2 separate regions of the Homo sapiens genome follow, and region 2 is linked to region 1. Evidence: chromatin loops called from intact Hi-C (ENCODE). Cell type or tissue: endothelial cell of umbilical vein. All regions are shown on one strand. Each heading gives the region's core, and the rest is flanking DNA. Links, peaks and the distances in the headings are about the cores only.

Region 1 (16,519 bases), core at 4,356-9,355:
GATGATGTCCTTTAAAGTACAGTTTTTTGTTTCGATGAAGTTCAAGTTATATATGTTATATATAGTCACTTGTCTTTTGGTATTATATCTAGAGAAGGCTTTGCCTAAACCCGAGATGTCAAAGTTTTACTCCTGTGTTTCCTTTGGAGAGTTTTATAGTTTTAGCTTTTACATTTAGGCTTTGATCCATATTGAGTAAATTTTTGCATGTGACATGAGATAGGCCTCCAACTTCATTTTTGTGCATGTGGATAGCCAGTTGTTCTAGCACCACTTGTTAAAAAGACGATTCTTTTCCCATTGAATTTTTTGGCACTTTTGTTGAAACTCTGTTGATCGTAAGATAAAATTTATTTCTGAACTCTTAATTAATTCTTCTCATTGATCTATTTGTTCATCCTTATGCCAGTAGTACACCATCATGATTACTGTAGCTTTGAGGTAAGTTTTGAAATCATGAAGTGCTAAAGTAGTTTTCCTACTACTTTTAAAGAGGATATTCTTTCAAGATAACATTTGCTATTCTGGGATCCTAGCATTTTCATGTGAATTGTAGGACCAGCTTGTGAATTTCTACATAGAAAGCAACTGGAATTTTGATAGCAATTGTTTTGACTCTGTAGATCAATTTGGATAATATTACTGTCTTATCAATATTAGGTTTTCTGATCCATGGACGCAGGATGTCATTCCAGTGATTAAGATCTTCTTTGATTTTTTTCAAATAGATTTTTTAATTTTCATAGTACATATTTTGTACTTCTTAAATGTATTTCTAAGTATTCTGTTTGATACTGTTGTAAATGGACTTGTTTTCTTAATTCATATTCAGATTGTTCATTTTTCTGCAACATTTTAAATTAAATAGTGCCCCATTATCCATAAATACTTGTATGACATTCCATTTGTAAATACCATAGCTAGCATCTCTAACTAATAAGGACTGGTTCCTTCCCTTTCCCTTTTTCCCTTTCCCTTCCCTTCCACTACTGGACCCATGACAATGAACAAGGATTCCCTGCTCTCATCTGCTACACGGCTCAGATTCAGATATCCTGGATTATCTATAAAATGTCGTCTCATGGTTGGCCTTTTGGAATAGGGATCCAAACAGGCCCACGCCTTATGCCTGGCAATTAGACCTTTCAAGTCTCCTCCGTTTTCTAAGAGTCCCTCTTTTTTCCTTTTTGTGCTTTAAGGGTTTAAATTCATATTATTCCAGTGCAATAAGTCTGTCACCTCACACAGGCTAACATCTATAGTCAGACATCCTCCTTAAATGGGTCTCGGCTCTCTCGCACCTCACTTTATAGAAAGGAATTTGAAACATAGACTTATGGTCTTCACAAGTATGTGATGCTGTTGTTGGCTCTCCAGGCACCTGTTGAGGGGAAGTAATCCTTGCTGAGGATATTGACAGAACATCATTGTTTCCTGTCCCCACCCCCTGTACTTGAGAGTCAATGACTAATAGTGATAAAGAATGGTGGAGAGGACTCTCGTGCCTCTTTCTTTAATAGGTGAAGAACCAGTCTCCCTTGTCCCACAGAACAGTTTGTCATTCAGGGCCTCCTGTGTTCCCTCACCATCTTTACTCTCTAGTCACCAGATATGGTGTTGTCTCTGGTCTCCCAAGACTCTTCCCTCTTGCTTTGAAATGTTCATCTGCATGTAAGACATGAGTCTGACTAGGGTCCAAGCAGAGCTTAAAAGTGGAAAAAGATTCTCCCACTTTTATGTATTTTTCCATCAGCAGCACTTCATTCTGACGAAATGTGTGCTCTTTTGATCACTATCTGCTTCGAATTACTCCTAAATTAAATTGTTCAAAAAGGATAAACTCGAAACGGAGGTTCTACCTGGTCTTGTATCAGCATTTTCCTGATCCCTGCTAAGAAAGTGAGCCTCATAACAGGAGGAATGGGACATCTGAAATATGTTTTTATGGAGTATGGCCAGGCACTAACCCATCAGCACAGAGGTGCCTAGGAGCTGGAGTGGGATCTTGGTGGCTTCCGCAGTGGTAACCACCAACTCTTCAAGTTGCTGAGCTTTGGAGAGATGGGGAGGATTCCTGGATAATAGAGAGATATTCAGGCATTTCAGGGCAGTGGCTATTTACTAACTGATAAATAGATATTTTAACATTTATCCCACCCCCAATGTGACTGCCATTGTGTGCTGGCTGAATCCCTGCCCGGTCCTGCATGTCTTAGTGTATTGGCCTGCACTATGTCTATTTTAGAGCTTTTGCCATCCAGGAAGTCTTTATTTTCTCTTCAATATATCAGGAGGCCAGAGGCCTCTTAAAAAAAAAAAATCAGAATCCCCACAGTTGTATAGATTAAAACAGCTTCTCAGTAACTGTGTGACCACGTGGAGGATCTTAGGAGAAAGAAATGATGTATTGGCTTCCCCAAAAGGGAGCACCCCTCAGAGACATCAGATCACCCTTCTCCTTCTCCCTGCTACTTTTGTTGAGGTAATTTACATGCAATAAAATGTACCTATTTTAAATGTATAGCTTTGTGAGTTTTGGTAAATGTATATACCTGTGCAATGCCACTGCAATTTCAAGATATGGAAATTTCCAATCATTCCGGATAGTTGCCTTAGTTGACTTTTTGGTGCATTCTCTACCCTCCCAGCCTCAGCCCCTGTCCCAGCCCCAGTAACCACTGCTGTGCTTTCTGCCCTGATAGCTCACTTTGCCTGTTTTACAATTGCAGATAAATAGAATGTCTGCATCCTTTTGCCTCTGGCTTCTTTTCACTCCGCATACCGGTTTTGAGATTTCTTCATATTGTTGCATGTCTCAGTAGTTCATTTATCTTTACTGCTGAGTAGTATTCTATTTTATGAAGGTATCACAATTTATTTATCTATTCAGCTGCTGTTGGATGTTGAGTCATTGCCAGTTTTTGGCAATTATAAATACAACTGCAACAAACATTCACATTTGGTTCTTTTGTGTAGATATATGTTTTCATTTCTCTTTGGTAAATTTCTAGGAGTGGAATTGCTGGGCTTTAGAGTAAGCCTTTGTTTTACTTTATTAAAAATCTGTCTTGCTGGGTGCCGTGGCTTGCACCTGTAATTCCAGAACTTTGGGAGGCCGAGGCGGGCCAATCACTTGAGTCCAGGAGTTCGAGACCAGTCTGGGAAACATGGAAAAACTGTCCCTACATGCCACCCCTCCCTCCCCCACCACCAAAATTAATCCAGGCTTGGTGGTATGCTCCTGGAAGCTGAGGTGAGAGAATCACCTGAGTCCGCGAGGTTAAGGCTGAAGTGAGCTTTGATTGCGCCACTGCACTCCAGCCTGGGTAACATAGTGAGACCCTGTCTCAGAACAAAACAAAACAACAAAATCTGTTTTCCAAAGTAGTAAAGTGCTTGTCTAGCTCCTGCCTTTTAAATGCCCAGTGTTACTGTAACTGGCTCATGATTTGTGCTAGAAAAAATAACAACGAGTCAAATCAACTGGTGTCTGTGGCGTCCTTGTCAATAGAGAGCTTTCAAAAGCAGCTGAGCCCCTGGATGTCCCTCCCTACCTCCTGTTCTGGGATGCTGCCCCGTGGTGGCCATTGACTGGTCTGAGCCCTGACCTGAGGGAAAGTGGAGTCGCCATTTATTGAGAAGCCCGGGAGGCTGAGCAGGCGGCAGTGAGGTGCTGATGGCTCAACAGAGCCTCTTTCTGCCTGCAGGCAGCTGGGATCCTAAATTACCTCCTTTCTGAGTCCAGGAAAGCCCATTAATCAAAACTAAACACCCGATGTGAGCTCCTTGGACGCTGCATTTGTGCACTGGGGTGCACATTCTGGGTTAAATATACAAAATAGGTGTTTAAGGACAGAGGAGCAACTTTTTTTGAAACAATTTTTTATTCAGGTAAATTTACATACTGTGAAATAAGCAGATAGTAAGTGTATACTTTAATGAGCTTTGCTAAATGCGTACACTCAAATCACCACCAATCAAGATTTGGAACATTTCAAAAGGATAAACTCGAAACGGAGGTTCTACCTGGTCTTGTATCAGCATTTTCCTGATCCCTGCTAAGGAAGTGAGCCTCGTAACAGATCCAAGTTAGGTGTCTGTGAATGCTGTTAACAGTAATAACTGACTAATGTGCAAGGTATGTACATACCTGATCTCATTTAATCCTCAGAACAGCCCTATGAGGTAATAGTTCTCATTTCCATTTTGAAGATGAGGAAGCCGAGGCTCAGAGCAGTAACTGACATTGTACATAACATAATATACGGTATAGTACAGTAACTGACATGAAACAGCTCGTGCTGGCAGCCCCTGGAGTCAAACCCAGCGGCAGAGGCTCCAGGTTTGCACTTTCCCCTATACACAGCTTCTCAGACTTCCTTCTGCAATAGCAGTTAAGGACAGGGCAAAGAAGATGCATACTTTGGAAGATAGAGGGAGTATCTGGGGATGTGGCCCATAGTCGGAAAAGTCTTCTTTTAAAAATTAATGCAAAATTTGTTTTCAGTTCCAAATGTGACAGTGTTTATTTTCATATAAAATATGTTTCATTTGCAAAGGTTTGCCCCTGCCCCCATTCAAATTGTTAGTAATAGAATGTGCCGGGATAATGCCACGTGGGCTGTGTGTTATTCCGGGTATGCCCACTGCAAGACATCACCATCTTCTGCTCATTCCTAAGACTGAATTGGTACTTGGCCAAATATTTGTCCTGTTCCCCACCCTGCTCTCCTGTTTTGCATTGGCTTCTAAAGTGGAAGCAGGTGGAGGCAAATATCTGCCCTCCCAGGTGGTATCAGTGCCTTCTGTTCTCCCCAGTGGGCCGGCCCCTGGGTTTTATGATACAAGGCTGGGCCTCCACCCTTCCAGGTTATGGCAGAGGCTGCCCCAGAGATGCCAGAGGGCCTGGAGGTGAAAGAGGAAGTGAAAAGTGAAGATGCAGATCACTTTCTCACGGCAGGCCCGAGTCCTCAGATGGAGAGACAAGGGGCCTGAGCTGGACACCACTTTTCATTTCGAGGGTGGCTTCACATTTGGATCTTTTGTGTAGATATTTGTTTTCATTTCTCTTTGGTAAATTTCTAGGAGTGGAATTGCCGGGCTTTAGAGTAAGGCTTTGTTTTACTTTATTAAGAATCTGTCTTGCTGGGCGCCATGGCTTGCACCTGTAATCCCAGCACTTTGGGAGGCCGAGGCGGGCCAATCACTTGAGTCCAGGAGTTCGAGACCACTGTGGGCACCCACAATGGGTCTGCTCCTGCTCCCTAAGCAAAGGTTCTGGGTGCTCTTGTCCCTTCTCTGAGCACTGTTTCCAACATCTGGCCTCTCTGTGGCTCTGAAGGTGTCGGTCACTGCACACCTGTGATCACCACCACTCAGGAAGCCCTACCTTCCTCCTGGGAGGTAAATATCCCTTCCTCTGACTTGAAACATCCCCAGGTATATGAGTTTCCCTTGCTGTTGTAATAAATTGTCACAAATTTAGTGGCTTAAAACAATACAGATTATTCTCTTCACAGTTGTAGAGGTAGAAAGTCTAAATTCAGTGTGCTGGCAGGGCCGTGTTCCTGCTGGAAGCTTCTGGAAAGAATCCATACCCTTGCCTTTTCCAGCTTCTAGAAGCTGCCTGTATACCTTGGCTCATGACCCCTTTCTCAAGTCCCTCCAACCTCTTGCTTCCAGGACACAGCTCCTATGACCCATTCTGATCTCCTGCTTCCTTCTTGTAAGAGTGGTGCTTACCTCCCACCCACCTGGCTAATCCAGGATAATCCTCCCAGTTCATGATCCTTAACTTCATCCCACCTACAAAGTCTCTTTTGCCATTCTATAAGAAAACATTCACAGGCTCTGGGGATCGGGATGTCGACATTCAGTCTGCCACACAGGAGGACTCAGAATCCTTGGCACCAACTCCTAGGAAAAGGCCACCTGCCCTGTAGGTGATGATGCTATGGGCACAGCTCTCTGTAACTCAGTGTGGCGCTTACTTTGAGAGGTGCACTGGAAAGCACATGGCCCCTCAGAGCCAAGTTCAAATCCTGACCCAATTGTTAGCTCTGTTAACCTGGCACAGATTAAATATGCTATTTCAGAGCCTCCATTTTCTGATCCATAAGAGGGAGGTAGAGATCTGCAGGGAAGATTGAAGATAAAGCATCTAGTACTGTCGCTGGCAAACAGTAGGTGCTCAACAAATGATGGCTATAATTCTTTGGAGGATTTCTAGTGAGCTACGTAGAAGCAGAAGTGACACTGTTCCTCAGCTTAGTTCACATGGGTGATTACATGGTTACTAAAAACAAACAAATGAAACATGTAAATGCGTTCCCCAGGCCTCCAAATTCTAAAACCCGGAGCTACAAGTTTGGAAAGGGCAGATGATAGTGACATACAATGATGACATTCCTGCATCCCCTTCCGCCTGCCCTCTGCTCATCCCAGGCTCAGATCCCCCACGGAGTAAACAAAGCACAGCTAGACTAGAATTGCCTCAGTGCCCTGGACTGGGGCTACCACGGCCTGAGTGGGACCCTCAGGGTCAGGTCCTCAGCTTCTGTGCTCATGGCTGGGAACTAACTGGTGCACGGTGGAGTGGCCGTAGCGTTGATGCCAAGGAAGTTTCTTCAGTGGGAACAAAGACCAGGGAACTCATAAAGCCTCTGGGCTCTTTATCTCAAGTGGAAAAGGGCTAACATTTCTGACTGAGTACTGGCAGCCAGTTGCTTTACATAAGTTATCTTTATTTGATCCATCAGGATATTGCTGTCTACATTTTACTGATGAGGAAGCTGGAGCCCCGAGAGCTTAACTCCCTTATCTGAGCTCACACAGCTAGGAAGGGGCTGGCATCTGTCCAACCTCTAAGCCAACCAGCCCATGACACAGCAGTATCTGAATTTCTGGCTAATTCATGAATCTCTATTGTATTGCAAGAAAGGAAAAACAAGATCCCCTTATCAGAGGCAAGGGAATGATATATGAGTTTTATCGGGTGGTTTATAGGCTCTTTATCATGGATCCAGTGCCTCTTGGGAGATGGCCATGCCAAGGCCATGGCTGTCATGCTGATGGATGTGCCATTCCTTGTTTAATCCAGCCTGTCCCTCCCTCCTGAAACCTTAGCCCCCATTTCCCATCTAAGGGACATTGTGAGGGCAATTTTTTCATTTTTAAATACAAATTTTAATTTTATCTATGTATTTTTGAACTGGCAATGTAGTCACCTTGTTCAAAATTAAAAGAAGCCTGGGCAACATAGCAAAGCCACTGTCTCTACGAGAAAAAAGAAAGAAACCTAGCCAGGCACAGTGGCTCACACCTGTAATCCCAATACTTTGAGAGGCTAAAGTCGGGGGATTCCTTGAGGCCAAGAGTTCAAGACCAGCCAGGGAAACACAGTGAGACCCTATCTCTACAAAATTTTTTAAAAATTAGCCAGGTATGAAAGGCCGGGCATGGTGGCTCACGCCTGTAATCCCAGCACTTTGGGAGGCCCAGGCTGGTGGATCAGTTGAGGTCAGGAGTTCAAGACCAGCCTGGCCAATATGGTGAAACGCCATCTCTACTAAAAATACAAAAATTAGCCGGGCATGGTGGCACGTGCCTGTAATCCCAGCTACTTGGGAAGCTGAGACAGGAGAATCACTTGAACCCAGGAGGTGGAGGTTGCAGTGAGCTGAGATCATGCCACTGCACTCCACCCTGAGCAACAGAGCGAGACTGTCTCAAAAAAAAAAATTAGCCAAGTATGGTAGCATGCACCTGTAGTCCCAGTTACTTGGGAGGCTGAGGCAGAAGGATTGCTTGGGCCCAGGAGTTTGAGGCTGCAGTGAGCTATGATCACCTCACTGCACTCCAGCCTGGGCAAAAGAGCAAGACCTCGTCTCAAAAAAAAAAAAAAAAAAAAAAAAAATTCAAAGGGTACAAAAGCAGATATGCTGAAAAGCTCCTTCCATCCTTCCCCCCGCCAGACACCCGTTCTCCTGCCCAGAGACGACCAAAGTTATCAGTGTTCCTTCCGAGAGATATTCTACATAAATTCAAGCAAATATATATTTATTCTTTTTTCTGTACAGATGATAGTATACCATGCACATTCTTCTGCATCTTGCCTGTTTTTGTCTAACTTGTCATATAATACATGAAGAACTTTCTCATTTTTTCATCTGAAGTACAAATTTTATATAAAATTATGAAAAAGATAATGTGTGACTAACAACAAGGTACATCTTTTTAAATGAGTCTATTTATCAGTTAGCTAGCTTGCACAATAACTGTACATTATTTAAGACATTGGCCAAGGAGCCAGGCACAGTGGCTCACGCCTGTAATCCCAGCACTTTGGGAGGCCGAGGTGGGTGGATCACAAGGTCAGGAGATCGAGACCATCCTGACTAACATGGTGAAACCCGTCTCTACTAAAAATACAAAAAATTAGCCGGGCGTGGTGGTGGGCGCCTGTAGTCCCACCTCCTCGGGAGGCTGAGGCAGGAGAGTGGCCGAACCCGGGAGGCGGAGCTTGCAGTGAGCCGAGATCGCACCACTGTACTCCAGCCTGGGCGGCAGAGCGAAACTCCGTCTCAAAAAAAAAAAAAAAAAGAAAAGAAAAAAGAAATTGGCCAAGGAAAATAATGTACTATTTTGTAGAGTCCATATCAACTGAATAGGTAACAACTCCCTCTCTGAAAAAACAGTTGTTTGTAATCAATGATTTTTTTAAAAATTAAAAACTCAAGCACTGGTTGGCACTATTGAAAAGAAATAGTTCAGCAAGTTTTGTTATCACCAGACTTGAGAAATGAGAGGAGGAGACTCTGTTTTCAGGAACCCCTGTTATGGTACCGTGATGGAGAGCTCTACAGGAGCTGCGCTGTTGCTGTGTCTGCAGGGTCTCTCTGGACTGGCCGGTGGTCCTTTCTACAAGGATGGCAAGCAGGGGAAGGGGCATGACTATAAAGGCTTCTGTCCCATCTTCTTACTTCTTTCCTTTTTTTTTTTTTTTTTTTTTTTTGGTGGTTGTTTTTGAGATGGGGTCTCGCTCTGTTCCTCAAGCTAGAGTGCAGTGGCATGATCTCCACCCACTGCAACCTCTGCCTCTCGGGTTCAAGTGATTCTCCTCCCTCAGCCTCCTGAGTAGCTGGGATTACAGGCATGCACTAGCACGCCCAGCTAATTTTTGTATTTTTAGTAGAAACGGAGTTTCAGCATGTTGCCCAGGCTGGTCTTGAAATCCTGACCTCAAGTGATCCACCCACCTTGACCTCCCAAAGTGCTGGGATTACAGACATGAGCCACCACACCCAGCCCTTTTTCTTCTTTCGATAAGGTCTCACTCTGTTGCCCAGGGTGGAATGCAATGGCACAGTCATAGCTCACTGCAACCTTGAAGTCCTGGGCTCAAGCAATCCTCCTGCCTCAGCCCCCCAAGTGGCTGGGGTTACAGGCACATGTCACCATGCCTGGCTAATTTTTAATTTTTTTTTTTTTGTAGGGACAGCATCTTGCTATGTTGCCCAGGCTGGCTTCAAACTCCTGGCCTCAAGCGATCCTCCCGCCTTGGCCTCTCAAAATGCTGGGATTATAGGTGTGAGTCATTGCACCTAGCCCTTCTTATTTCTCTTCTTCTCTGGAAATCTTCCTGACTTCTTTGTTTCTACCTACCTGGCTCATCTGCTTACCCCCTCTCTCACAATATGAAATGACAAGAGTCAGTTATCTGAGAGGATCTGCAGCAGCAGCTACAGGCCAGCTCCTGCAGGCTCTCTCTCCATCAGGGTACAGCAACAGGGTCTGCTGAAGACAGGCTCCTCCTCTCTCATTTCTCCAGTGTAGTGATACAAAAACTTGCTGAAATATTTGAAATACCAAAACTCTTTTCAATACTGCCAACCAGTGCTTGAGTTTTTAAATTAAAAAAAAAAGTAATTAAGAACAACTTTTTATTTTTTGGTGGAGGAGTCGTTACCTATTCAAAACACACTGACCAGAGGAAACAGATTTTCTTTTTTCTCTTTTCTTTTTTTTTTTTTTTTTTTTGAGATAGGGTCTGGCTTTGTCACCCAGACTGGCATGCAGTGCAACCTCTGCCTCCCGTGCTCAAGTGATCCTCCCGTCTCAGCCTCCCAAGTAGCTGGGACCACAGGTGCACACCATCACACCTGGCTAATTTTCATATTTTTTTAGTAGAGGTGGCATCTTGTTGTGTCGCCCAGGCTGGTCTCGAACTGCTGGGCCAAGGGATCTGTCCACCTCAGCCTCCTGAGCTGGGATTACAGGCATGAGCCACTGCACCCAGCCTAGGAAGCAGCTCTTAGTGTGGCAACAGGGAGTGGGCTGTCTCCTCGTGTCTACCAGAGTAGTCCCTGGTCTACAAATTTCAGAACCTTGAGTAGTTCCCTGCTATGCCATGGGCAGGCCTGTTCACCAACTGTCTACTACAAGTAACTGTTTATCAACTGTTTTAAAGAATAACCCACAACAGCCATTGGTAACAACAACAAAATGACCATCGGTAGAATTGATTGAACATGGACTGTGTCCCAGACCCTGTGCTAAGCTCTCAAGATGGTTCTCACCACTCCAATGAAGTCGATACCCTTATATCCCCATTTAACAGATGAGGAAATTGAGGATTAGGGAGATTAAGTTACTTGTCCAGATACGTGGTAGAGCTTTGAGGTCAGACTCAGCCCTTGGTCTGGCTCGCCTGCTGGCATCCTTTCCCAATATTCTCTACTGAAGCTTTCTTTTCTCTTTTTGAAAAGAAAAAATGGAGTTGTTACCTATTCAATTGATATGGACTCTACGAAATAGTACATTATTTTCCTTGGCCAATTTCTTTTCTCTTTCTTTTTTTTTTTTTTTTTTTGTTTGTTTGTTTTTGAGATGGAGTCTCGCTCTGTCGCCCAGGCTAGAGTGCAGTGGCACAATCTCAGCTCACTGCAACCTTCACCTCCCAGGTTCAAGCGATTCTCCTGCCTCAGCCTCCCGAGTAGCTGGGATTACAGGCGCCCACCACTGCGCCCAGCTAATTTTTATATTTTTAATAGAGACGGGGTTTTGCCATGTTGGCCAGGCTGGTTTCAAATGGCCAATTTCTTAAATAATGTATAGCTGTTTTGGTAGCTAGCTAGCACCGTCAGATAATTCCAGCCACGGTTACTGGAATTGAAGTCCATTTCTCACCTTCTACCTTCACTCAAACAAAAAAATCGAATGTTCACCATCCACTGTGAAATAACCAATCATATCCTTGAAAATCTTAATTAAGTGTCCTGTGAAACTTTCCTTCTCTGGGCTTCTTTCTTCCTTTCCCTGTTACGCTAACTTCAAGCAACAGAGGTTTATTGGAGATGGTCTTTGCGCTGGGCCAGTAGGGGACACCAAGAAATAGATATTCCTGGTTGTGCTCAAGGGTTTCAGCAGCTGGTTAAAAACCGCTGAGCTAGTGTTTATTCGGCACTTCCTGTGCCAGGCACTGTGCTAAGTAGCTTGCATGCATTGCCTCATGCAGCCCTCATAACAACCTTTTGAGGTAGATACTGTTATTATCCTTCCTTCCTTCCTTCCTTCCTTCCTTCCTTCCTTCCTTCCTTCCTTTCTCTCTCTCTCTCTCTCTTTCTCTCTCTCTTCCTGTCTTTCTTTCTTTTTTTTTTTTTCACAGGGTCTCACTGTCACCAGGCTGGAGTATAGTGGTGCTAGCATGGCTCACTACAGCCTCAGACTCCTAGGCTGAAGCAATCCTCCTGCCTCAGCCTCCCTAGTCACTGGGACTACAGGCATGCACCACCACATCTGGCTAATTTTTTAATTTTTTGGTAGAGATGAGGTTTCGCTGTGTTGCCCAGGTTGGTCTCAAACTCCTGGGTTCAAGGAATCCTCCTACCTCCACTTCCAGAGTTGCTAGGACTGCAGGTGCATGCCACAGCACCCGGCTATTTTTTGTATTTTTTTTAGAGACAGGGTCTCACTATGTTGCCCAGGCAGGTCTCGAACTCCTGGGTTTAAGTGATCCTCCTGCCTCGGCCTCCCAAAGTGCTGGGATTACAGGCCTGAGCCACCATGCCCAGCCCCTGTTTTATATAAACAACAACAACAACAACAAAATGGAAGCCCAGAAGGTTTGGAGGAACTACCTCACTGTAATAGAGTTTACAAGTAGTTGGGACCTCAATATTCCACAGGAAAATATGCCTAAGAATTCCAGATGTCATATGATTAAGGCTCGGAAAGTCATAACTGGCTCAGGCAGCAAGTATTAGAGAAGGAGAGATACACAAGGCTTGGGGTCCTCAGGGGGGATGTCCCAGAGGTGGTGGGACTTAAGTTGGACCTTGGAGAAGAGTGGCACAATGGGGACTGGAGAGGCAGGTAGCAAAGGAGGGAAGGTGGGAATGTGCACGGGGGGCTGAACTTGTTTGAACTTGATGACTGAGCAGAGGAAATGCAGGGGGTCCTTTTGGTGAGGTAAATCATGGTAAACATGGGAAAGTAAAAAATGCATATCATGGGCAATGGCAAAGATTAAGTTCTAAACAGAAGGGGTGTGTATGTGTCAGTATTTGGAAAATATTAATAATATGGTAGTTTGGAAAGGGGCGTTAGATTTTTTATTATCATTATACTTTAAGTTCTAGGGTACATGTACAGAACTTGCAGGTTTGTTACATAGGTATACATGTGCCATGTTGGTTTGCTGCACCCATCAACTTGTCATTTACATTAGGTATTTCTCCTAATGCTATCCCTTCCCCCACCCCGCACCCCCCAACAGGCCCCAGTGTGTGATGTTCCCTGCTCTGTGTCCATGTGTTCTCATTGTTCAACTCCCACCTATGAGTGAGATCATGTGGTGTTTGGTTTTCTGTCCTTGTGATAGTTTGCTGAGAATGATGGTTTCCAGCTTCATCCATGTCCCTGCAAAGGACATGAACTCATCCTTTTTTATGGCTGCATAGCATTCCATGGTGTATATGTGCCACAATTTCTTAATCCAGTCTATCATTGATGGACATTTGGGTTGGTTCCAAGACTCTGCTGTTGTGAATAGTACTGCAATAAACATATGTGTGCATGTGTCTTTAAAGTAGCTTGATTTATAATCCTTTGGGTATATACCTAGTAATGGGTTCACTGGGTCAAATGGTATGTCTAGCTCTAGATCCTTGATGAATTGCCACACTGTCTTCCACAATGGTTAAACTAATTTACACTCCCACCAACAGTGTAAAAGTTTCCTATTTCTCCACATCTTCTCCAGCATTTGTTGTTTCCTGACTTTTTAATGATCGCCATTCTAACTGGTGTGAGATGGTATCTCATTGTGGTTTTGATTTGCATTTCTCTGATGACCAGTGATGATGAGCATTTTTTCATGTGTCTGTTGGCTGCATTAATGTCTTCTTTTGAGAAGTGTCTGTTCATGTCCTTTGCCCACTTTTTGATGGGGTTGTTTGTTTTTTTCTTGTAAATTTGTTTAAGTTCTTTGTAGTTTCTGGCTATTAGCCCTTTGTCAGATGGGTAGATTTCAAAAATTTTTTCCCATTCTGTAGGTTGCCTGTTCATTCTGATGATAGTTTCTTTTGCTGTGCAGAAACTTTTCAGTTTAATTAGATCCCATTTGTCAATGTTGGCTTTTGTTGCCGTTGCTTTTGGTGTTTTAGTCATGAAGTCTTTGCCCATGTCTGTGTCCTGAATGGTATTGCCTAGGTTTTCTTCTAGTGTTTTTATGGTTTTAGGTCTTACATTTAAGTCTTTAATCCATCTTGAGTTAATTTTTGCATAAGGTGTAAGGAAGAGATCCAGTTTTAGCTTTCTACATATGGCTAGCCAGTTTTCCCAGCACCATTTATTAAATAGGGAATTCTTTCCCCATTGCTTGTTTTTGTCATATTTGTCAAAGATCAGATGGTCGTAGATGTGTGGTGTTATTTCTGAGGCCTCTGTTCTGTTCCATTGGTCTATATATCTGTTTTGGTACCAATACCATGCTGTTTTGGTTACTGTAGACTTGTAGTATATTTGAAGTCAGGTAGCATGATGCCTCCAGCTTTGTTCTTTTTGCTTAGGATTGTCTTGGCTATGCAGGCTCTTTTTTGGTTCCATATGAACTTTAAAGTAGTTTTTTCCAATCCTGTGAAGAAAGTCACTGGTAACTTGATGGAGATAGCATTGAATCTATAAATTACCTTGGGCAGTATGGCCATTTTCACAACATTGATTCTTCCTAACCATGAGCATGGAATGATCTTCCATTTGTTTGTATCCTCTTTTATTTCATTGAGCAGTGGTTTGTAGTTCTCCTTGAAGAGGTCCTTCACATCCCTTGTAAGTTGGATTCCTAGGTATTTTATTCTCTTCATAGTGATTGTGAATGGGAGTTCCCCCATGATTTAGCTCTCTGTCTGTTATTGTTGTATAGGAATGCTTGTGATTTTTGCACATTGATTTTGTATCCTGAGACTTTGCTGAAGTTGCCTATCAGCTTAAGGGGATTTGGGGCTGAGATGATGGGGTTTTCTAAATATACAATCATGTCATCTGCAAACAGAGACAATTTGACTTCCTCTTTTCCTAATAGAATATCCTTTATTTCTTTTTCTTGCCTGATGCCCTGGCCAGAACTTCCAACACTGTGTTGAATAGGAGTGGTGAGAGAGGGCATCCTTGTCTTGTGCCAGTTTTCAAAGGGAATGCTTCCAGTTGGTGCCCATTCAGTATGATATTGGCTGTAGGTTTGTCATAAATAGCTCTTATTATTTTGAGATACGTTCCATCAATACCCAGTTTATTGAGAGTTTTTAGCATGAAGGGCTGTTGGATTTTGTCGAAGGCCTTTTCTGCATCTATTGAGATAATCATGTGGTTTTTGTTGTTGGTTCTGTTTATGTGATGGATTACGTTTATTGATTTGCGTATGTTGAACCAGCCTTGCATCCGAGGGATGAAGCTGACTTGATCATGGTGGATAAGCTTTTTGATGTGCTGCTGGATTCGGTTTGCCAGTATTTTATTGAGGATTTTTGCATCGATGTTCATCAGGGATATTGGCCTAAAATTCTCTTTTTTTGTTGTGTCTCTGCCTGGCTTTGGTATCAGGATCCGACATTCCCTTGACTATGAAAAGGAGTTGTCAGATTATCTGGGCATTGCTCTATGTTGCTGCTTGGATGCTCATGTAAACATTAATGGCTCTGAGAAGTATTAATACTGTGCTGCATTAGAGAAGCCTCTTCCATGTGGGAAAGCTGCTTGCAATTTCAATTTCTTGTGTGTATGCCTATGTAACTGAGTGTTTAAAATTGCTTCAAAAACTATCAAAACAGAAGCACACAGAAGTACACCTATTAGGCGAGGATATCGTTGGTCTAATCATCTATCCTGGGACTCTGAGAAATGAGATGGAGGCTGGTAATGAGGATGGAATGCAGAATTGATGCTTTTTAACATTTTTCACCAGCATTTCCCAAACTTCTTGACCCTAGCTTCTGTTTTTAATGCATGGCACAATCTTGAACCCCCTGTAGGGCCGGTGTTCCTCAGAAACGCTTCAGAACAGCTGTTGTAGTCCCATCTCGCTTTGCCAATGAGGAAATGGTGCCCAAGGCCACACAGATGGTGGCTGAGTCAGGACTGGGACACGAGACCAGGGGTGCACATGAAGTCTACACCTGCCACATGCCCATATATGCTGATTATTCAGCCTCTGAAAGTAAAGGTGTGTGTTGAGGTGAGCACCACCCATTGAAAGCCCCCAGGAAGAATGGCAGAATGAGGATCGTTGGGGAGCAGAGCTTTGTGGGCAGCTGGTGTTCACTGGTGCAGGAGCCAATGATGGCTGGGAAGAAGACATTCTGCCCCAAACGTTAGCCCACCTGTCTGCCCAGGCAAGTGGCACTTCTGCTGACGCTGGCTGCTGGCTGCTGGCAGGGACAGCCGCATGTCCTCCGAAGTACGCGAGATTCCTTCACAGTCAGGCCAGGTGCTACCTGGAGTCAGCTTTCACCTACGCGGTGTGTATCTAGTGCACAGGTGTATCAGTTTGCTTGCTTATAAATGAAAAGGGGGATTTGGACCTGACGGATAGGAGGCTCCTTAGAACAACTCGACATCATGATCCTTTAGGATCTGGAAATACAAGGGAACCGAGGATTCTGAACACTGAGGCTGTTGTTTAAAAAAAATAAAGTAATTTGGGAAGCGGAGGCAGGAGAATCGCTTGAACCTGGGAGGTAGAGTTTGTGGTGAGCCTAGATAGTGCCATTGCACTCTAGCCTGGGCAACAAGAGCAAAACTCTGTCTCAAAAAAAAAAAAAAAAAAGGAATTACCCAAACTCCCTGGCCTGGGGCAACAGATAGGATAAGGGAATGGAGTCATGGAGTCTTATAAGCTGGTGATTGAGGGAAAGACGGAGTGAAAGGAAATCTAAAGGAGAAGAGAATTGCTTAGACCTGAGTACTTTTTCTGTGCTGAGTACTTTTTTGTAGAGCAGAGAGGGAACTGAAGGGGAATAATTCA
Region 2 (16,519 bases), core at 7,556-12,555, 49 kb before region 1:
TGGGAAGTGTCTGCTTTGTGGCTGATGTGTGAGTGTGGGAACATGTGTGCTCCTGGACGGGAGTGGTGGCATTGCTCATTCTGAGGAGCTGGCGGGTAGCATGGAAATGTGTCTTCACTTGGTTTTTTGGGTTTCTAGTTTCCTTTTTTCTTTTTTTAAGACATAGCTACTGAAAGGCCAGGAAGTAGGACTTGGGGGCATGCCAGTGAGTTGGAAGCCGCATTAATGTCCTGTATCTTTAGCTCTTCAGTCCAACAAAGGTGCAATTATTATGTTATGCACATGCCTTCTGCAGGATTATGTATTGGCATTGCTGATTCTAGCTAATGTCTTTTAGCAGTTTGATGGGCTTATATTAGTTTCCGGGAGTTGCCGTAACAAAGTACCATCAGCTGGGTGGCTTAAACAACAGAAATTAATTTTTTTCAGTTCTGGAGGCTGGAAGCTGGAGGTATCAAGGTGTGGGCAGGGCTGGTTCCTTCTGAGGGCTGTGAGGGAGTCTGTTCCAGCCCTGTCCTGGCTTCTGCTGGCCTGCCGGCAGTCTCTGATGCTCCTTGGCCTGAGGATGCATCACCTCGTCTCTGCTTTCATGTTCAGTGGGGTTCTGCCTGTGTGCATGCCTGTGTCTGAATTTTTCCTTTATATAGGTGGCACCAGTCATATTGGATTAGGGCCAACCCTCATGACTTCATCCTGACTAATTACATCTGCCACAACTCTGTTTCCAAATAAGGTCACATTCACAGGTACTGGAAGTGAGGACTGTGACATCTTTTGGGGAGACACAATTCAACCCATAATGAAAGCAAAAGGGGGTTTTGTGTTCCCCTTATGTGAGAGGTCATGTGATCATAGGTTATGGAGGCTGATGGCCTGGGATTGACAGCTGCCACTTACTAGCTGTGTGTCTTTAGGCAACTTGCCTGTCTTGTTTCCATATCAGTAAAATGAACAAATTTTAAAATATGGTTGACAGGTTATAATTTAATACACATAAAGTTCTTTAAAGAATACTTCGCATATTGTAGCTTTCACTAAATCTAAGTTGCTTCTGTCACTTCTGCTACTACCTCTATTTGACTTGCTTGTTTAAAGTTATGGGAATATAGTTTTATTGAGGATGCTTTAAAAAGGGTGAATTGAAAGGAATAAGGACATTGCCACCTGAATTTTTAGATTTATGTATCTTCAAATGACTCAATAATTGCTCACTCTAGGAAATCTGCAACTATGCATTGTGTTTTGAATACTGAAAAGAAATTATCTTTGAAACCGCATTTATTCATTTGATAAACATTTATTCAAGCCTCGCTGTACATGAAACACTTTGCTAGGTAGTGAGGTGCATACAAAAATGACTGTGATAATAGCTCTGGGTTTTAAAGAGCTTGCAGCCCAGTGAGAGACAGAGACATAAAGTGATGCAATAATAGAAGGTAACAGGCGTTCTTCAAAATGCTGCACCTGGATCGACCTGGAAGCAGGATGGAAATTTCAAAAGAACCCAAGGAGATAAACACAGTTCCTTATCTTCAATTCTGAATTTGAAAAACAAAACGAAATGAACCTTTGAAAATTGAATTCTTTCTTTGATAGGTTTGGTGCAAACTCAATTGCTTATAAAACCTGAGCTGAACTGATGTGAGGCAATAGTTTTATCTTCTTTCCCGGCATGTGAATGTTCACAAAGTTTGCTGAAAAACACCAGGGATGGTACGTAACATCCAGTAAATGCGTCACCAGATTCCCTTTCACATCTGGCCCAGAATCCCTGGAAAAGGGATGGTGGGACTGTCTAACTAGATATTTTACAGCCAAGGAACACTGAGCTTCAGAGGAGTCAGACGGTGTGCTCCAGTCCCAAAGCTTGGGAGCAGTGCGATCTTGTCTTTAGTCTCCTTTCATCTGGAACACTTCCACAAGCTTTATTTGTCATACAGAGTGAAGAAGCTAAGTCTGCCTGCTTGGCTCAGCCGATCCTAATGGTAAATGTTAGGCCTGCTTTGCTTACAAGTCACAGAAGCCTGCTTGAGGAGTAGACAAAAAGAGGGCAAGGTGGGCAAGGTATGATTAGGATATGGGGTGCTCTGGTTGGAAAGTTTGTATCCTTGCAAAATTTATATGTTGCTGTGAGGACACAGCGAGAAGGCGCCCCCTGTAAACAGGAAGGGAGCGAGCCCTCACCAGATGCCGAATCTGCGGGCACCTTGATCTTAGACTTCCCAACTCCAGAACTGTGAGCTACAACTGCCTGTTGTTCATAAACCACCCAGTTTATGGTGTTTTGTTATAACAGCCAGGATGGATGCCATTAGTCCATCCATTAGTCTGAAATACTTCAAGTGTGTGGTTCCTAAGAACTGGCATGTTTTCTTACATAACCACAGGAGAATGATCAACTTTAGTATTTTTAATATCGATGCAATGCTTTTATCCAATTCACCGTCCATATGCCAGTGTCTCCAGTTGACCCACTACAGCATCCTCCCCCTCTCAATATGATCCAGTCTCGGGTCAGGCATTGCATTTGATTGGATCTCATGGAGCCCCAGACAGAGCCGTGGCTTAGCCTCAGGAAGGATCAGAATCAGGGACACAGGGAACCCAGGAGTTTTCTTCCTTTGCCTCCCACCTGAGCATCTCTCTTTGACCATTCACTTTTTCTGCTTCCCAGTCCACGTGATAGAAAACAGCTACTACCCGCCAAACCTAACTTTTTATCTCCTGAATTTAAGACAGTGCTGAGCTGAACTGGAGCCTTTTAAATCCAATCCAAATCCCCATGTGTCTGCTTCCCGTTTGCATGAGGATGGAAAATTGTGGTGGTGAGTGGGGCCCTAGTCAAAGAAAACATGACATGGAACACACACATGAATGCAGTGGAAACCCTCACTCCCGTGGTGCATTTGACACAGGATCATTCGTTTGCCGACCTTAACCTGGTGTCCAGCGTGTCTTTGGGGTGAGCATTCCCAACCCTGGTCCTTGCCACCTTCTGCAATTGCTGACTTGCCCGCCTGCTCCCCTGAGATGATGGTGCATCCTGTTTGCCTGGGGCCAAGGCAAGCTGCTTGGCCTTTGGCCGCCCCTCTCCCCCAAGCTACTGGTTTCAAATTGATGGACCCTAGAGCCCCCATGCCACCACCTGCTTGACAGCTACTCGGAGGGCTTTGCTGATGAAGTCTCAAGACACCTCAAGGTGACCCTGTGTTGATCAGAGTGGACTGGCCCTGAGCCTGTGTTCTCTACAAGCTCTCGTACATCATGACTGAACTGCTGGCGATGGCTCCCTGACCTCACCAGGCCTGGTTGCACAGCCAGGCCACTCCCTAGGCTCGGGCCTCCGTGTTGCTGGTCTGTTTCCCTCCTCTCAGGCCTGTGGGTCATGGATGAGGGCCGTGGATGAAGGCCTCGTCAATGTCAAAGCCCTTCCCATGTTTGGGGCCAGTAGAGTCTGGCGGAAGAGAAAGGTTTTCAAGGCCAGACTTAGTCTGGGCAAGTCACTAAACCTCGCCACATCTGTATTCCAAGGGGAATGAACCAGATGTTCTTTCAGGGCCCTGTGGCTCTAAGAAATTCTGTGATGTCACTAAAAACTCCGGCAGGAGTTGCCCGAAGTGTACAAAGAATGAGCACCATTGCATCACATGGGGCCAGCCCAGAGGTGAGGGCTACTCTAAGGTCAAGGTGTGGTAGGAAACCTTAACAAGGACAACCAATCACAAAGCAGCTGAGGCCTGGGATTTACATACCTCACCGGAGTCTTGATTTATTCATCGTGCAGGCCCTAGGCTGCTGTCCTTATAAGGGCCTGCCTGCAAAGTTGACCCTTGGCTGGTGTCTGGCAACTTAACTGATAAACAGTTTCCTTCGCCAATATACAATTTTTCCTAAATCATAAGATGGGCTTGCTGTGCCGAAGCTGCTTGTGCAAACAGTATGATTTATACTGAACACTGCTTTCTATTTGGGAGTCTGGAATTTTGGGACATGGTAGGCAGAGGCTGCCTACATCAGCAGCCCCACGATAAGGTCCCTGGGTGATGAGTTTCTACCGAACTTCCCTGGTTGACAACACTTCACATCTGTAGCCACTGCTATTTGCTGGGGGAGTTAAGCACGTCCAGTGTGATCCACTGGAAGAGGACTCTTGGGAGCTTGGGCCTGGTGTGCTCCGGTCTTCATCCCATGCACCTTCTCTTTGCTGGTTGTGCTTCATCCTCTTTCACTGTCATAACTCTTAGCCATAGGAACAGCTGTATGCTGAGTCCTGCTACCAGATCACCTCTTACCAAACCTGGGGGTGATCTTGGAGACCCCAAACACACTCATGGATTTTCAAAGTGACTAAGCGCAAGTGAAGATAAGTCCAGTGTAATTCCCTGGTGTTAATTCATGCTACAGAGGATTGGGCCCCTCTGCCTGTGCTAAAAGGAGCTTTAGCTTAGTTAACATCTGCAACTGTGGCGTCATGATTACTTACGTCCCCCTCAGCCCCACCTAGAATCCAAATGTTGTGCTGTCCATTGAGAGGCCAGATCATTTGTGGTCTAGGGGTAAAAAATCACAGAAATCTTGGCCTGGTTTGACATTCTGGAATATGGAGGAAATTCTCAGGAACAGAATTTGGCTGGTGTGCCTTCTCACCTGGGCAGCTCTGGCAGCGTTCTTCGGAAAGAGCAGCAGCAGCATTCCTTAATTGAATGGTGGTGACAGTTCTCCAGAACCAAGTCAGGAAAGCCAGTTAGTCTTATAGAAGTTGGGAAAATTTACTGCTGGAGGAAATATTATTTGAGAGGAAGTACAAAGTCTTAACCTTAGTGTATTAGTATGTTTTCATGCTGTTGATAAAGACATATCCGAGACTAGGTAATTTATAAAGAAAAAGAGGTTTAATGGACTCACAGTTCCATGTGGCTGGGGAGGCCTCACAGTCATGGTGGACGGCAAAAGGCACATCTTACATGGTGGCAGGCAAAAGAGAATGAGAGCCAAGCAAAAGGAGAAACCTCTTATAAAACTATCAGATCTTGTGAGGCTTATTCACTACCATGAGAACAATATGGGGGAAACCGCCCCGATGATTCAGTTATCTCCCACTGGGTCCTTCCCACAACACATGGGAATTATGGGAACTGCAATTCAAGATGAGATTTGGGTGAGGACTCAGCCAAACCCTATCACTTAGCATACTTAGAGTTTCTATGAGCTTTGAATAGAAACCACATAACTTTTTCTGAATGCTTTAGGTACCCATAGAGTTCTGTTCTGTGAAGGCAGAGTTTTCGCACCCTTCATGGCAAGAACTGTGGGTCTGTAACTAAGGAGAGGAGAGTATGCACTGTCATGCTTGGCTGTCGCATCATTTATGGACCATGAGAATGCAACAAAGGCTGTTCTTTGTTTTTCTTTGAGATAGGGTCTCCCTCTGTCACCTAAGCTGGACTACACTGGCACAGTCATAGCTCACTGCAGCCCCAACCTCCTGGGCTCAAGCAATCCTCCTACCTCAGCCTCCCAAGTAGCTGGGACTGTAGGCATGTGCCACCATGCCTGGCTAATTTAAAAATGTTTTTTTTGTAGAGACGGTGTCTCACTAGGTTGCCCAGGCTGGTCTCAAACCCCTGGTTTCAAGTGATCCTCCCAACTCAGCCTCCCAAAGTGCTGGGATTACAGGCACCAAATCAGTTTTTGTTTTTTTGAGTAGCCCTTTCTTCTTCTTGCAGTTGCCCTGGATTGCCCAGGTGGCTCTCCAAGGGCAGAAGGAGTCATTCCACCTCTCTGTATTCCAGCGTTAAAATTAGCCCCTGTTTTAGAGACTTTTGGTTCTGTCTCCAGAGCTAGGGCTAGAAGTCAGCAGCTTTAAGAACAGAGCATCTCAGGAGGTACAGCCAGATCTCTGTCCACCAGGTTTCTAGAAGCATGACCCTCAGAGGCTGTTTTGGAAAAGTTTATAAATTCCTTGGTGGTTTAGTGGTGCGAGACACTGACTTTAGCTGTATGCCCAGGAGCTGCTGCAAACAACATGCAGGCAGTAGGCAGATATTGTGCCTCCCTTGACACTTATGAGGAAGACTGAGTGTTGCAATGGCATTTGGAAACTTCCATTTTCTATTCAAATTTGTTCACCAGATCCTTATCAGGTGGAAGACTAATAAGAGCACAAATAGTGAAGGGGACCTGAGGCTTACCCTTTCCTTGAGGCTAAAGCAAGAAAAGGAAACCATTGGCCAGCCACTTTTGTCAAGCACTTCCTTTGTGCAGAGAACATGCTGTGCTCTGTGCCTTATAGGGGTGGAGGATAAACAATTGGGAGGAGGGGCTCCCTTCCAGAACATCCCATGGGCTGCATGAGAGGGCAACACTGAAGCCCTCACCATCACTTGCAAGAAATGACTGATGGGCACTTACAAAACAACAGGTAAATGAACGAGTACATTAGCGTTCCATGTATAAGATGATTGTCCCCAGAGTCAGGTGTGGCCAATTAGAGAAGTTGCTAAGAATGAGGTTTTTGAAGGAACTGCTGAAGCCAGACCTTTATAACAAGCATGGTCTTGTTCCCTGCTGCGTCAGCTTGCTCCACTCCTTTCTTCCCTGCCTCTGTTCAGGGCACCACGAGTGCCCCCTCCATCCCTCCACCCAGGCACACACCAGAGACTTGGAAGCCATGCTAGATGTCCACCTCCCTCCTCCCTCCAAATCCACCCCAAATTCTACCACCTCCATTCTCTCCACTGTGGCCAGTAATGCCCAATGCTTCCAGTGACTCCATTTCACCCTCAGGATAGAGTTCCAGCCCTCCTCAGCCCTCTGTGCCTCTTTCATCCTCACCTCCTACCCTCAAATGTTTGAGGCTTTATAACTCTGTTCTCTTTACTTTTTTGATTGATGCCTTTTCCCTAATGACTTTGCTTTGACTGGAAAACTCTTTTTTTTTTTTTTTTTTTTTTTTTTTTTTTGAGAAGGAGTCTCGCTCTGTCACCCAGGCTGGAGTGCAATTGCACGATCTCAGCTCTCTGCAACCTCTACCTCCCGGGTGCAAGTGATTCTCCTGCCTCAGCCTCCCAAGTAGCTGGTATTACAGGTGCCCACTACCATGCCTGGCTAGCTTTTTTTGTATTTTTAGTAGAGATGGGGTTTCACCATGTTGACCAGGCTGGTCTCAAACTCCCTAACCTCAAGTGATCTGCCTACCTCAGCCTCCCAAAGTGTTGGAATTACAGGCGTGAGCCACTGCACCCAGCCTCAGAATATCTTAAGTTCATATTTTAATATCTTAAAGGTAAAATGAGTTCACTAGGATGGGCCCTGATACACCATGTCGGATGTTCTTATAAAAAGGGGGGAATTTGGACATAGACACACAGAGAGAGCACCAGCACCTGACTTGCAGGCTGATGCATCTACCAGCCAAGGAATGCCAACGATTGCCAGCAAACTACCAAGAGATAGGAGAGAGGCCTGGAGCAGATTTTCCTTTACAACCTTAAGAAGCATCCAGCCCTGCCCACACCTTCATCTCAGATTTCAGCCTCTAGATCTAAGACAATAACTCTGTTTATTGAGCCACTTGCTTTGTGGTCCTTTCTTACAGCAGTCCTAGGACACTAATAAGCCTTCTGACACCGATCTTCTGTGATCTTTTGGGATGGTGGTGAAATCAGCGGATTGTTTATTTTAACATCTAGGAGATCAGATAGGTTCCAAAAGCATCCCTTACAGATGAGCCCATTTTTGCCAATACTTATTGTTACTTAGAGCTGGATGGACTCAGAATTGGGGAAACCATCTCTGTTTTGGACACCTAGAAGATGGGCAGAGAAATGACTGGTGGGGATGAAGGATGTTGTTGCTGCCAGTTGGTGAAAGGAGAAAAGGCTCAAATATGTGCTTCTGATCTCTAACATCCCTTTCCACCATCAGCAGGACAGATGAGTGGGATCACATCGGCCCTTACCCTTTTTCTTGGGATCCCTGCTTCCATGCAAGGCTCCCCTTGCTGTAGCTGGTGGCCACTTGCATACATGTGCTTGGGGCAGTGGATGTGGCCTACACGTGTGATTCGCTGCCAGTGTCAGGGGTGTGTTTGCTGACGCTGCTTGATAAGCCACTTTAGGATTAGCAGGTGGCCAGAGTGGGCCTGGTGTATCCCTTGGCTGTTGCTCAGACTCTCCCGGCTTCACCATGTCCTGTGTCTGAATCCCAGGCTCTTTCCAGGCTTTTCAGGATGTGGATCCTCCCCACACTGTAACAACCTCCAACCTAGAGATCACAGCCACCAGTCGATATAATTAATGACCCCAGTGGTCCCCCGGGTTCTAACACATACAGTTCTCTGTCTTGATGCTTTCCCCCTCATTCTCCTGGGGCAGCCTGGGCATGCTGGTTCTTAGGATTCAGTTTTGGGAATTGCAAGTGTACAGGCCTGTGTTTGGAGGTTTTAAAGGTGATTTGAAACAAATTCCATTTAATGATGTGGCTATTTCAAAAGCCTGTCCCTGTCACATTAGAATCCCCAGAGCTGCAGCTTTGTTAACTTTCAGTTTGTTATTGGGCTAGGAATGGGCTGTGATTATTAGCAAAGTGGACAGAACAATTGGTTCAGACTCCAGCATGGTGGTTTTGAGATCCCGTCTCCCTCTGCTAGTCTATTTTTGACCCTGCCAGCATCATTTTTTTCCTTTTGAGGTTGAATAAACAGACATTCTCTAACCTTCCTCCTGCCACCCAGCACTCTCCTTCTGATCAAGGTTGACACATTTAGCCCACTCTGTGGTGTGATGCTCTATGAAAAGATCAGACCTACATTGTGGCGTCCACCTGAGAGGTGTAGGACAGCTGAGGTTGGACGTCTGGACTGTGCAACCCAGCAGGACAAGCCTGTGTCACACATGGCCAGAAGCTATTGATCTCTTGAAGATTAGTCCTGAGTTTTACTTGGTTTGTGTGTCTTCTAAGTGGCAGCATTAAGCTTTCTTGTTTTAGAGCAAACCTCTTGATTCTGCAGAAATAAGGGAAAAAATGTTGCCTTTCTTTTGAAAGCAAGCCTGTTAAGAAGAACAGAGATGCCAGACCCAGCTGTCTTTTCCTCCTGGTTCTTTGGCTGTAAGAATCTTCTTCCCACTTCAGAACCATACTTGGAGGGGAAAGAAGCCAGGCATTGCCAAATGACGAGATCTGTTTGTCCTTGGCTCTGGATAATGTGAAACAAGAGCTTGTTTCCCTAAATAGTTTTAATTCTATGGCTATTCTGATAGGGAAACGGTGGGATTGGATCTTGGTCTCTTCAGATTGAGGGCCCAGTACAAGTACAGAACATTATTACTGTGATCGATAGGAGATTATAGCCATGGGCAGTCTCTGGAACTCATTTATATGCATATTATTTCCTTAGTAATCAAATATGAATCTGAGAAGTGGTGCTCAACGAGCATCAGGAAATCTGGCTCCTGATGAAGACAGGAGTTGGTGAACATCTGCAAGCTTGGAAGGCTGCCAGCCGATACCTTCACCGGAATGCTAACTCCTCCCTCCTCCCTGTTCAGCCTCGGCGCCTGTGGCTGGCTGCTGAGCCCTCTTCCTTTGCCGTGTTTAGTCCCTGCCAGTGTATGCAGAAGTTGGTGTGTTACTGATCATTAATGTGGTGTTATTGCCAGACTGGTATTTGTATTCTCAATCAATTTCCTTTAGAAGGGGATTCATTTAATACTTAGAGGGGGTTGATTTTTATGGTGGAGCTGGGGAGATGAAAAGATACATATTTAATTTTTATGTTTTTAATTAACATATAAAAATGGTATATATCGATCATATACAATGTGTTGTTTTGCAATATGTATAGGCTTACTTTGGAGAATTGTGGGTGCGGTTCCAGGCCACTGCAATAAAGCAAGTCAGACACATTTTTATATTTCTCAGTGCATATAAAAGTTATGTTTACACTACACTGTAATCTGTTAAGTGTGCAGTAGTATTATGTCTAAAGAACAATGTACATACTTTCATTAAATTTTTTTTATTTTTAAGTTTCCAGTTACTTAGACATAAAACGTTCTATATTAAATATTAAATAATTGAAATTCAATCCCAATAAAAATATTGAACATAAATATAAAGCACGTGAACATATATTTTCATTAGGATAAAGAATTTTCCAGATTTTTTTTAAACTCTAGAGAAAGGTTCTTTTTTTTTTAACAGGAGCATGTGTATATTTGTTAGCTAGGTAAACTCATGTCACAAGGGTTTGTCATACAGATTATTTTGTCACCCAGATACTAAGCTTAGTACCCAATAGTTTTTTTTTTTTTTGCTTCTCTCCCTCCTCCCACCCTCCACCCGTAAGGAGACCCGCGTGTCTGTTGTTATCTTCTTTGTGTCCATGAATTCTCATCATTTAGCTTTCACTTGTAAGTGAGAACATGTGGTATTTGGTTTTCTGTTCTTGTGTTAGTTTGCTAAGGATAATAGCCTCCAGCTCCATCCATGTTCCCGCAAAATACATGATCTCATTCTTTTTTATAGCTGCATAGTATTCCATGGTGTTTATGTACCCCATTTTCTTTACCCAGTCTGCCATTGTTGAGCATTTAGATCGATTCCATGTCTTTGCTGTTGTGAACAGTGCTGCAGTGAACATTTGTGTGCATGTGTCTTTATGGTGGAATGATTTAGATTCCTCTGGGTATACCCGTAGTGGGATTGCTGGGTCCCAAATATTTTAATTTGCTACAAAATGCGAATGATCATCTGAGCCTTGAGCAAGTTGTAATCCTTTTGCCGGTAGAGGGTCCTGCCTTGATGTTGATGGCTGCTGACTGGTTAGGGTGCTGGTTGCTGAAGGTTGGGGTAGCTGTGATGATTTTTTTTTTTTTTTTTTTTTTAAGACTGAGTCTTGCTCTTGTCGCCCAGGCTGGAGTGCAATGGTGCAATTTCTGCTCACTGCAACCTCTGCCTCCTGGGTCCAAGCAATTCTCCTTCTTCAGCCTCCCGAGTAGCTGGGATTACAGGTGCCCACCACCATGCCCAGCTAATTTTTGTATTTTTAGTTGAGACGGGGTTTCACCATGTTGGCCAGGCTGGTCTCGAACTCCTGACCTCAAGCGATCCACCCACCTCAGCCTCCCAAAGTGCTGGAATTACAGGCATGAGCCATCGTGCCTGGCTGGCAATTTCTTAAAATAAGACAATGATGAAGTTTGCTGCATTGATTGATTGATTTCCTTTCAAGGAAGATTTCTCAATATCATGTGATACTGTTTGATAGCATTTTACCCACAGTAGAACTTCTTTCAAAATTGGAGTCACTCCTTTCAAATCCTGCTGCGCCTTTATCAACTAAGTTTATGTAATATTCTAAATCCTTTCTTATCATTACAACAGTGTTCAGAGCATCTTCAACAGGAGTAGGTTCTATCTCAAGAAACCACTTTCTTTGCTCATCCATAAGAAGCAGCTTCTCATCCATTCAAGCTTTATCATGAGATTGCAGCAATTCAGTCACATCTTCAGGCTCCACTTCTAATTCTAGTTCTCTTGCTATTTCCATCACATCTGCAGTGACTTCCCCCACTGAAGTCTTGGATCCCTCAAAGTCATTCATGGGGATTTGAATCAATTTCTTCTGAACTCCTGTCAATGTTGATATTTTGACCTCTTCCCTTGAATCACTAATGTTCTTAATGGCTTCTAGAATAGGGAATTCTTTCCAGAAGGTTTTCAGTGTACTTTGCACAGATCCTTCAGAGGAATCACTATCTATGGCAGGTATCATTTTACAAAGTATATTTCTTAAATAATAAGATTTGAAAGTCAAAATTGCTCTTTGATCCATGGGCTACAGGCATGAAAACAACACTCATCTCCTGGGACATCTCCATGAAAGCTCTTGGGTGACCAGGTGGATTGTCAATAAGCAGTAATGGTTCGAGAGGAATCGTTTTTTCTGAGTAGTAGCTCTCAACAGTTGGCTTAAAATATTGTGCTGTCATCCAAGCTTCGTTGTTCCATGTATAGAGCACAGGCAGAGTAGATTTAGCATAATTATTAAGGACTCTAAGACTTTTGGAATGGTAAATGAATTTTGGCTTCAACTTAAAGTCACCAGCTGCATTGGCCCCTAACAAGAAAGTCAGCCTGTCCTTTGAAGCTTTGAAGCCAGGCATTGACTTCTCTCTAGCTATGAAAGTCCTAGATGACATCTTTTTCCAAGAGATGGCTGTTTCATCTACATTGAAAATCTGTTGCTTAGATCACTATGTTTCATAATACCAGTAATGAAAAAGTCTGAAATATTGTGAGAATTACCAAAATGTGATAGAGAGACATAAAGAGATCGCATGCTATTGGAAAGATGGTGCTGATAGACTTGTTTGACGCAGGGTCGCATAAACCTTCAATTTGTTTAAAAAAATGCAATAGCTGAAAAGTGCAATAAAGCAAAGCACAATAAAGTGAGGTGTGCCTGTATATACTGTGGAATGGCTAAGTCAAGCTAATTAACATAAGCAGTACCTCACATACAATGTTCAGCATCCTTTCATTATAACGATTAGAAAAAAAATTGATTCCCGGCCTTGGCCACTGTCTGTATGGAGTTTGCATGCTCTCTCCGTGTCTGCCTGGGTTTTCCCCAGGTGCTCTAGTTTCCTCCTACATCCCAAAGCTGTGTTATTAGGAGAATTGGCGTGTCTACACAGTCCCCATCTGAGTGAGTGTGGGGGTGTGTGTGTGGGTGTGTCTGGCCATGGGATGATATCCTGTCCAGGGCTGGTTCTCTCCTTGTATCCTGAGCAGCCAGGACAGGCTGCAGCCACACATGCTCCTAAACTGGAATAATTGGGTAAATGATTATCTTACTTGTTTTTGTTAATCTTTCTTAAATATGTATCTATCTATCTATCACATTTACTTCAGTATTTAATATTATAAGTGTTTTGGGTGTTTATTTAGAAGTTTGGTGATATTTTTGTGACCAGAAATATGCCATAGGAACTTAACTCTTGTTTATATCAATTAGTCTATGTCAAATTGGTTTCACATTGGTATGTTGTTATACCAATACAATATACTCAATATACTTTAAGTGCAAAGTTGCAATTTCCAAGAACGTATTGATGAAGGGAGAACTTACTATTCGTAACATTTATTTTTGCAGTGAGACTAGTTCAAAATCTACTATCTTACCAATTTTCAGGAAAAGATACATTTTTTAACACAACGTATGAAATCGGACAGAACCCTAAATTCAGTTATTTTCTCCTTTTTGTTGGGTGTTTATCTATGTGATGCGTAAGTTACGTGTGCCACATTTCGTTTGAAAGAGATTTATCACTTGCAATGATCTCAGATTTGTCATTTTATAGGGAGTTTTTCACCCCAAACCCCACTCATTTAGAAAGAAGAAAAGTCAGAGCCCATAGGTGTGTGCTGGCAGCGTGGATGTGGGAGGATGAAGAAGGGCAGATGTCCAGGGTGGACCCTCATGCACCTTCAGAGCTGGAGGGAGGTCTCAGAATCCAGAAATAAACTTGGGCCCAGTGTGGGCACCGCACTACCCTAGCTTCTGTGGGAAGGGCTGGGGAAGGAGATCTTACTGTTAAATGCTTATTGTACCAAATTATATCAACCTTAGTAGATGTGGACTGTGAGATGACTTCTTCACGATGATCTGATGGACTTTTAGGTTAGCAGATGAAGTAATCTGTGTAATAGGCCAAACCCTATTCTTTTTATTCCCATCCATCTGAATACACAGCTGATTGCAGCAGTTCCTTCTGTCTGTGGGGAGGAACAGTAGGAGAAGAGCAGTGGAGAATGTATCCAGAGCAGGACAGACACACACCAGGGAAATTTTGGCAAAGCTGGGGCTTTAAAAATAACAAAATAAGCACTATTTTAAAGTATTTAAAGAGCTCTGCATTTCTTGAAGTGAACTAGGGATGTTAGGGTAATTACCCAACTACTGTTTACATTGAAAGCTGTTCTCTGATTTAATAGGAAACATATCTGGTTTTGATTTCTGAAAACATCTGGTAGCAAAATTGCTGCCAGGAGACCCAGCCAGTCCTGAAATGGGAGGAAGTCCGAACTCTTGGTTTTCTAGCGATGAGGAGTGCTGCCCAAAGCTAGGGCTCTGAGAGCAGTCATCGTAGATGGACTGATTACAGTCCAGGAGGTGTACATGGTTCACAAATAAAGAATTCATGTTGGCCACACACGGTGGCTCATGCCTGTAATCCCAGCACTTTGGGAGGCTGAGGCTGGTGGATCACCTGAGGTCAGGAGTTCGAGACCAGCCTGGCCAACATGGTGAAACCCTGTCTCTACTAAAAATATACAAAAATTAGCTGAGCGTGGTGGTGGGTGCCTATAATCCCAGCTGCTTGGGAGGCTGAGGCAGAAGAATTGCTTGAACCTGGCGGCAGAGGTTGCAGCCAACTGAGATCGCGCCATTGCATTCCAGCCTGGGTAACAAAAGCAAAACTCCATCTCAAAAAAACAAAAAAAAAAGAACTAATGTTAACCCTTAAATGGAAAGACCTGGCACTCCGTGGAAGAACTGAACAGCCTGGAATGCTAGGATTGATCAAGCTTGGATATCCTATAACAATTATCATTGATTGCCAACATCCAGTATTCTTAATTTCAGCTTTAGGGCAGTATAGGGCAAGCAGTCAAGGTCTCAGGTTCTGGGATTAGAGAGGCCTGGGTTCAAATCCTGTCTCCTCTACTGACTTGCTTTTGTGCAGTGGTTCTTAGTCTTTGCTGCACATTAGAATTGCCCGTGAAATTCTTAAAACTCTGGATGCCCAGGCTGTATCCTAGAGCAAGGGTGTAACAGTCTCTAGGGGTGAATCATAGACATTGGTGTCTTTGAAAGTATTCTCCCTTCTTCTCACCCTGGGTAAACATGTTGAGAGCCACTGTTTAAGACTTGAAAAGTTTCATAGCTCAATAGTGGAGTTTCATCATCTAGAAATTGGGGATAGTATTATCTAACATACATGTTTCCCATGAAGATTAAAAGAGATAATACATGCATGGTGATTAGTCCACTGCCAGGACATAGTAAATGCTCAGTAAATGACAACCAACATCCCCAGCTCAGCTTCTTGAACTCCTGGCCTCAAGAAATCCTCCTGACTAAGCCTTCTGAGTAGCTGGGTTACAAGATGAGCTACTGTGCCCGGTGAGCTCAGTTTCTCTACCTGCAAAGAAAACTTCTGAAGTGCAAATGTGGTGGTTCCCACATATGCTAGAAGGGAGGCAAGGGAATGCAATTCTTGCATTTGTTTGACAGAGACAGTCAGATACTCTAAGCCTATGGTGTTGTTGCAGAGAAGCATTGAGGGAAATGGCTGAGCATCAGAGCCTCTTCTGACAACTGTGCCACTTTCTTAGACCTACAGGTACACCCAAATCCACTTGAAATTACAGAAACACATTATCTTCTTTCAATTTTCAGTTGTTTGTTCCTAGATTCTCCTTCTTATTGTGATAAGTTTTTAAAATGTGACTTTATTGTAGTGTTAGACAAGGGGCAGTCTTGAGAAAATTAAATGTGAGGAAGGTTTGGGGAATGTACCCCTAACCTTCTATCTAGTACATCTAGACCAGTTAATCCCTGAGTACCCTGATTGCAGAGATGGATGTTTCTAGACATGAAATAATGCAAATTGGCTTTCATTTCTATGATTCTGTTCTCATTCACTGGTATAAAATCATGTCTACTTATAGGATATCAATTTCTGTCAATGTTTCATAAGTATTAATTATAAAATCCATTGTGTCTGGATTAACAATTCTGCTCTCAGAACATTACCAGCTAACACCTTCACCTAAGTACCAGCTCCAGTACAGATTCACTTATTCAGGGGTTTTTACTGGCATTTATTAGTGCTAGGATGTTCACCACTGGGCTGGGGTATGGACTTCAGACCTCAGAAGGTTTGGGTTGAATCCTAGATCAGTACTTCGTCACTGAACCTTGGTTTCTTTATCTATAAAATGTTAACAGTGGGTGTTCATTTTACAGGGTGATGGGTGATGACGATTAGAGATGATATAAATAATATATATGTTGGGTCCATTATAAGTGCTCAGCAGTGTAGATGAATATATATTAATATTAATATATTACTAATTGAGAGACTAGTCATTCAGTTTTTCAAATTTAATTGTTTTCATGCATTTTTGAGAAGGTATAATTTTACATTCAGAGATGGTACTGAATTTTCTGTGAGGCTTGGGAACTACTCTTGAGTGGTTACAGGCTATAGTAAAAGTCTGTGTGTGATTACAATTAGCTTTCTTTGTAAAGAGGGTAATTGCATCCTCAGTTCCTCAACATTTTTGTTGCCTTCTTGCCTTCCATGTTGAAATGAACTTCCCTTTCTCTTCATTCTTATGTAAACACAATGCACACAGCTTTTGTATTCTAAGTTTTAACAGAAGATCACAACTGTGCACTGGGGGTATTCAGGGCTGGGTTCATCAATACTAAATCTTCAAAATC

Evidence for each region. Peaks named below come from ENCODE experiments on the same cell type or tissue, not always from the same donor. Only the 100,000 strongest peaks of a DNase experiment are listed, where the experiment ranks them.
Region 2: a loop joins it to region 1, with 3 times the contacts of the local background. A loop is called at or near these places in 9 of 110 quality-filtered maps.

The regions. Positions count from the first base shown.
Region 1 is chr6:13,385,863-13,402,381 of GRCh38, reverse strand. All of the region lies in intron 1 of GFOD1 (Gfo/Idh/MocA-like oxidoreductase domain containing 1), which reads left to right. Among named protein-coding and RNA genes, the nearest start is that of TBC1D7-LOC100130357, 66 kb to the right of the region's middle. RefSeq lists a silencer at 1,583-1,632. In endothelial cell of umbilical vein, for the core only: no CTCF peak of the experiment used is centred there; a DNase peak (open chromatin) is centred at 6,861; H3K27ac peaks cover 1,908 bases.
Region 2 is chr6:13,438,184-13,454,702 of GRCh38, reverse strand. All of the region lies in intron 1 of GFOD1 (Gfo/Idh/MocA-like oxidoreductase domain containing 1), which reads left to right. Among named protein-coding and RNA genes, the nearest start is that of GFOD1-AS1, 40 kb to the left of the region's middle. In endothelial cell of umbilical vein, for the core only: no CTCF peak of the experiment used is centred there; a DNase peak (open chromatin) is centred at 9,482.